Linked DNA regions of Homo sapiens: region 1 is linked to region 2. The links are chromatin contacts, found by Hi-C in ENCODE. All regions are on one chromosome and are shown on one strand. Each heading gives the region's core, a stretch centred on a gene start or an enhancer-like site at or near the end of the contact. The rest is flanking DNA. Distances are from core to core; before and after follow the strand shown.

The links. Hi-C counts contacts between places; a loop is a spot of excess contacts on that map. Pooled maps may share reads with other maps.
Region 1: a loop to region 2 is called in a pooled map, with 5 times the contacts of the local background. The contact joins the promoter of NALT1 here to the enhancer-like site in region 2. A Hi-C loop is called at or near these places in 2 of 37 single-sample maps with no recorded cell type and 2 of 50 pooled maps.

What each region holds. Positions count from the first base shown.
Region 1 is chr9:136,546,592-136,549,091 of GRCh38, forward strand. NALT1 (NOTCH1 associated lncRNA in T cell acute lymphoblastic leukemia 1) reads left to right here and starts at 1,251. Exons shown (of 3, transcript NR_121577.1): 1 at 1,251-1,510. RefSeq lists a silencer at 22-121 and an enhancer at 314-1,225.
Region 2 is chr9:134,928,135-134,931,106 of GRCh38, forward strand. No RefSeq gene overlaps it. Among named protein-coding and RNA genes, the nearest start is that of FCN1, 12 kb to the left of the region's middle. RefSeq lists enhancers at 378-1,236, 1,237-2,094 and a silencer at 2,575-2,694. Within about 2 kb of position 1,275, at least 5 of the 41 ENCODE cell types and tissues checked have a DNase peak (open chromatin) inside an H3K27ac peak, as active enhancers do.

The sequences.
Region 1 (2,500 bases), core at 1-2,500, 1.6 Mb after region 2:
GGATCGATCGCCGCCAGACATCCCTGGCCGTGATTGCCCGAGCACTTGACCGCGAGGGATGGGGGCGCCGCGGCCTCTGGGCAGGGGACTCCGGGCGCCCCGAGGGAGCAGCCGGGACCAGTGCCTCGCGGACGGATTGTGCCCCGCTCCCCCAAGGGGGACCCGCGTCGACACGCTCCTCGGTCACCGTCCTCCTCCTGCCCGGGCGCCGCCTGCCTAAGGTGGCCCCAGAAAGCACAAACGGGTCGGGCGGATCTGCCGCTGGCGCCGGCGCAGCCCTTCCCACGTGCTCCTTCCGGCTGATTTATTTCTCCACCACGATGCCAGGCACGGGCACCCTGTGCCAAGCCTGGTTAAGCGCCAGGAGTCCAAAATGCCTGCCATAGTCCCTGCGCAAAGTTCACGGCCTCGTGCCAGGGACAGACAGCGCCCCCTCCCCACCCCAACACAGGGTGGTGAGTGCGATGGCAGAAGGCGCGTGTCCCGGCGCCCCTCCTGGAGTAGGAGGGCTAAGCCTGCCCTGCGGGGAGACCGAAAGGCTGGGAGGGACCTAGGACTGTGGGGGCCTGGGGGGAGGGCTGCAGAAACCCCAGAGCATGGTGGCAGAGGCAGGCACAGAAAGCAGGACAAATCTCACACCTGACCCCAGCAAGCCTTTCCTGGCACACCTCTTGCCAAATGCTGAGCACTCTGGAAACAGCCAGTGCAGGCGGCCTGTCCCGCCCCTGTAGCTGCTGCTGGGAGCCTCCCTCGCCTGCGTCCTCCCAGAATCTGGCCTCACTTCTGCAGGCCTGGGGTAACATCTTGGGGTCAGCGCCCCAGGAGAGGAGGCGCCTGGAGGCAGCAGAGATGTTTATGTAACAGCAGCCAGGCAGCCTGGAGGAGCAGATTTTCCATAGAAGGAAGCGCGGGGCTGTGCAGCTCCCAGGCTGAGGACTCTGCCCACCACGACGTCCTCTGCTCCTGGTGGGTGGGGGTGGGGTGGGGCATAGGGAGGCCCGAAGGCCTCAGGCCTGGTGCTGATCGGGTGCGGGTGCGACTGCCTGTGTGCCTCCATTGGCATCTCTGCCTGTGGGCCCCAGGCCAGAAGTAATGGCCCATGTAGCCCAGGCCCGGGGGCCAGTCCTCAGCATTTTGCGGAGGGGCGGCCTGGGAGGGGAGGAGGGGATCCCTGGATAGGGGGTCTCCCCTGGTCTGCCCCAGCTGTGCCGACAGCACCTCCACCTTGGGCCTCCATCCTCTACCAGCAGAGAAGAGAGTGGCCCATTCGGTGTCCACCCGTCAGGCCACCCAGCAGCCAGGCACGCTCATAAGCCCGCGTTACGGATGGTGCGGCCGGGTGCACAGGCCCGAGGGAAGCACAGGCCTCGGCCTCCCAGCTCCCAACCCCTGCACCACCCACAGCCGGGAGTACCCCATGGACAGCTGTGGCCGAGGAGAAGCCAGGGATGAGGGGGATGGGCCTCACCTCCCCACCAGCCTGGGAAGGGGGTAGGCCCCTGGCAAGTAGGTGAGAAGCTTTTTCATTCACAAGTTGTCCGGGCTCCCCATTCCTCTTTGTCAGGCCAGCGGGTGTGGGCAGTCGGGGGAGGCTGGGGTCCTGACACAACAGGAGTACATCTGCTGGCCTAGGGCCTGGAGACCTTCTCCTACAGGTCGGGAGGCAGCCCTGGGCAGCGGGCATTGCGGGGACTAAAGAGAAACAAGAGCAGGTTGTGTGCAGGGCACCCCAGCCACTCCAGAAACCCAATGGGAGGGTGGGGGCTAGGACCCCAAGAAGCTGAATTGGGGTGCAGTGCCGCCAGGCCTCCCCTGTAGGAGTCACTTTGGGCTTCCTGTCCCAACTTGTGGTGGGAGCTGGGGCAAGGTTCCAGGGGTACCCCGAATGAATGGGGCTGTTCCCAAGCTGGCCAGGGAGCCTGGAAGCAGATGAGATGGGGCCGCAGAGCCTGGTTTGCGGAGGGGAGAGGCAGACGTGTCCTGCAGCCCTCTCTTCTTCAGAGGCCCCCTGCGGGTGCTGAGGGGAGAGTGGCTTAGGCGTTGCACCCCAGGAGACTGAACTGGGTCAGTTCCCCCTTGTTTGCTGCCAGAGAAATGGGGGTACCATTGTCAGGGTGAGCTAAGGAGGCCCTGCTGACATTGGCCCAACCAGGCCCCTCCTTTGCGGCTGCTGTGGGGACTTTCGAGAGCAGAGCACACCCCTAAGTGCGTGGAGAGGTAAGCACAGCTGGTGAGCACACGGGGACAGCGACGGAGCTCATGGAGACCCAGGTGACCTTAAAACACCCCAGGGCCGGCTCCGGCCCCAGAGAGATGTGGTCCGAGTAGAGGGGGGTCAGCAGTGACCTGGTGGGTGGGTGTATTTGAGGGGTGCCTGTGTTGAAAGCTCTGCAGTAGATTCTAAGGAGCAGCCAGGGCTGAGACTCCCGGTGCTGAGCCCAAGGCCCCTTTCCTTCCTGCAGGAGTTCATCTTGGCTCTTGCAGCCCCCATGACCCTGTG
Region 2 (2,972 bases), core at 25-2,524:
GTGGACAGGGAGAGGCAGATTCACCCCCAATCTGGATGGACACCATCTAATCAGCTATGAGCGCGGCTAGAATAAAGCAGGCAGAAGAAGATGGAAGGACTAGACTTTCTGAGTCTTCCAGCCTTCATCTTTCTCCTGTGCTCGATGCTTCCTGCCCTCGAACATCAGACTCAAGTTCTTCAGTTTTTGGACTCTTGGACTTACACCAGTGGTTTGCCAGGGGCTCTCAGGCCTTTGGCCACAGACTGAAGGCTGCACTGTCGGCTTCCCTACTTTTGAGGTTTTGGGACTCAGACTGGCTTCCTTGCTCCTCAACTTGCAGATGGCCTATGGTGGGACTTCACTTTGTTATCGCGTAAGTCAATTCTCCTAATCAATTCCCCTTCATATATACATCTATTAGTTCTGTCCCTCTAGGGAACCCTGACTAATACAGGGTCTTTAGGGAGATTCCTGCAATGAGCAATGAAGTCCTTTGCAAGTTTCATCTTCCTGAGCAAGAGTCTCAAGGAACACTAAAGTTCTGCTAATGCAGACCTTGGGGGTAGATGTCCAAGTTATGGCCTCAGCAGGTGAAGCAACATCACCAAAAGCCCAGCGGAGAGCCGTGGAGTCAGGAACCGACTTAGAGTGACACCTAGAGCCAGGTTCTCCTTAAAATGTGCCACCATTGCTGGTGGAGCTTTCCAGGACCCACCGGCCCCAGTGGGCACCTGAGAGCAGCAGCTGTGTCCCCTTCACCCACCCAGAGACCTGGCTCCTCCAGGCACCAGAGCTGCCACAGGGCAGTTGGCTCCCTCCGGAGTGGGGGTTGGAACCAGTGTCGAGCCCAGGCGTATCCCCTGGGCTGGGCTATCCCCGTCCCTCTGTTGGGACACGCCCCCTCATTTTCTGCTTATCGTGTCTGGCTGGTGGTGGGAAGATGGACAGCTCGCCTGGCTGGACCCGGTGGGGCCCTCCACACATTACTCTTTAGGGTCCTGTGAGGAAGCAGAGGGCACCTTTGCTTGGCTGTGAGGACAGACTGTGCCTGCAGCCCTGCCGCTGGGGAGAGGTTCTCTGCCGAGTCAAACCAGAGCCCAGACCCCAGGAAAGGGACCAAGGGCTGCCTGCTCCACCTCTGTTTGGTTATTTCTTATTGGGGGGAAGAGGAATCCAGGACTTTCCTTGAGCAATGCCAGATGCGTCCACACCCATGGGCTTCCTCTCCTCAACCTCAGGACACACGGCCCTGCTTCCTCCTTGTGGCTAACTAGCCCCACTTCTGCCCCTGCTTCCTCCTTGTGGCTGACTAGCCCCATTCCTGCCCTAGGTTCCTCATTCTTTTCTCCAGAGAGGCACGCTCTGTCACCATGTGCCGGCTCCAGGACAGGGGTTTTCGGAAGACCCATGGAATTATTCCATCCCCAACCCCTGGGCAGGGACCCAGCAGCTCACGGAGTTGACCCAGCCTGACCCCTCACTACCTCTTCCTCACCAATATCCCACCTCGTCCAGTCCTCAGGACAGCCCAGGCCACCCCTGCCTCCTGACTCAGGCATCAGGCCCCAGCCTGGGAGCATGAGGTTTATTGAGCACCTGTTATCCCCCTGAGTGGGAGGCCTCCCAGCAGCCCCATGCCTGTGTGAGGAGCAGGGACTGTGGGTCCACACAGACCGGGGCTCTCCCCACCTGGGATGCGGGACCTTGGACCAGCTCCTGGCAGGCCATGCCAATAAGGGCAGGTGAGAGCTGCAGCCCCTTCTGCTGAGAGGGAGAGACAGCCCTGCTGAGAGTTGGGACAGTCATGCCAAGAGCAGGGAGTAGTGGTGCTGAGTTTGGGGGACAGTCATGCTGAGTTGAGGGAGAGTCGTACTGCACAGAGCAGTCTTCTCCCTCCCCTCTCCCCGTGTCCCTAGGTCCAAGCAATGGTTTCTCTTGGCCTTCCTCCCCTTTGCTCCATCTCCCAGACAAATGGCCATAGTCCTCCCAAGGGTTCTTCCAGCAAAGGGAGCCACCTGGATGGAATGCCAGTCCTCCTCGGGTCTCCAGGGAAGAGTGGGTAGATTTGCTTTCCCCACCTCCTGGTAGGTGTGCTTGGGGGGAATGCTGCTGCAGAGAGCAGGGTGCGAGGATGTTCTGGGGCTCTGCAAACACCAGCGGACACCAGAGAAGCCAAAAATCCAACCTCGAAAGGCCTGGGGCCGGGGTAGGCACCATTATCCACCAGTGCCGCGTCCCCACAGACTCCTTTCTCTCCCTCTCCCTTTATCCCACACTCCTTCTCTTTCCCTGCCTCTCCTCCATGCCTAAACAACACTTTCTTGTGTTTAGTGCATAGCTTTTTATTTTAACCATGTTCTTTCAAAATGAATCTGTGTGTGTGTATTTTTAACTTAGGTAAATGGCATCTGTGGCACCTGGCTCTGAACATTACTTCCTCCACCGAATTTGCATCATGCACGTGTGACTTTTACCATCACCCATCCTGGTGCATCTGCATTCAGCCCGACGCTTTCCACAGCCGTGCCACACTCCCCGGGCTGCACCTACTGGGTGACCCAGGTGGCCTGTAAGCCTACCTTCACTCCCAGCGCCAATGCTGCAGTGCCACCCCCGCCCCCAATCGCCGCCTCCCCCCCCTACCCGCCCCCGACGGAACCTGTGTCAGAGTCCTCCTGGCTCACACCAAGGTGGGGACTTCGAGCAGTAAAACTGGACTGTATAGAAAGGCTGTGCTCCAGTGGGGGCCGTGCTGGCTGTTTTTTTTTTTTTTTTTTTTTTTTTTTGAGACAGAGTCTCGCTCTGTCGCCCAGGCTGGAGTGCTGTGGTGCGATCTCGGCTCACTGCAAGCTCCGCCTCCCGGGTTCACGCCATTCTCCTGCCTCAGCCTCCTGAGTAGTTGGGACTACAGGCACCTGCCACCATGCCCAGCTAAATTTTTTGTATTTTTTAGTAGAGACGGGGTTTCACTGTGTTAGCCAGGATGGTCA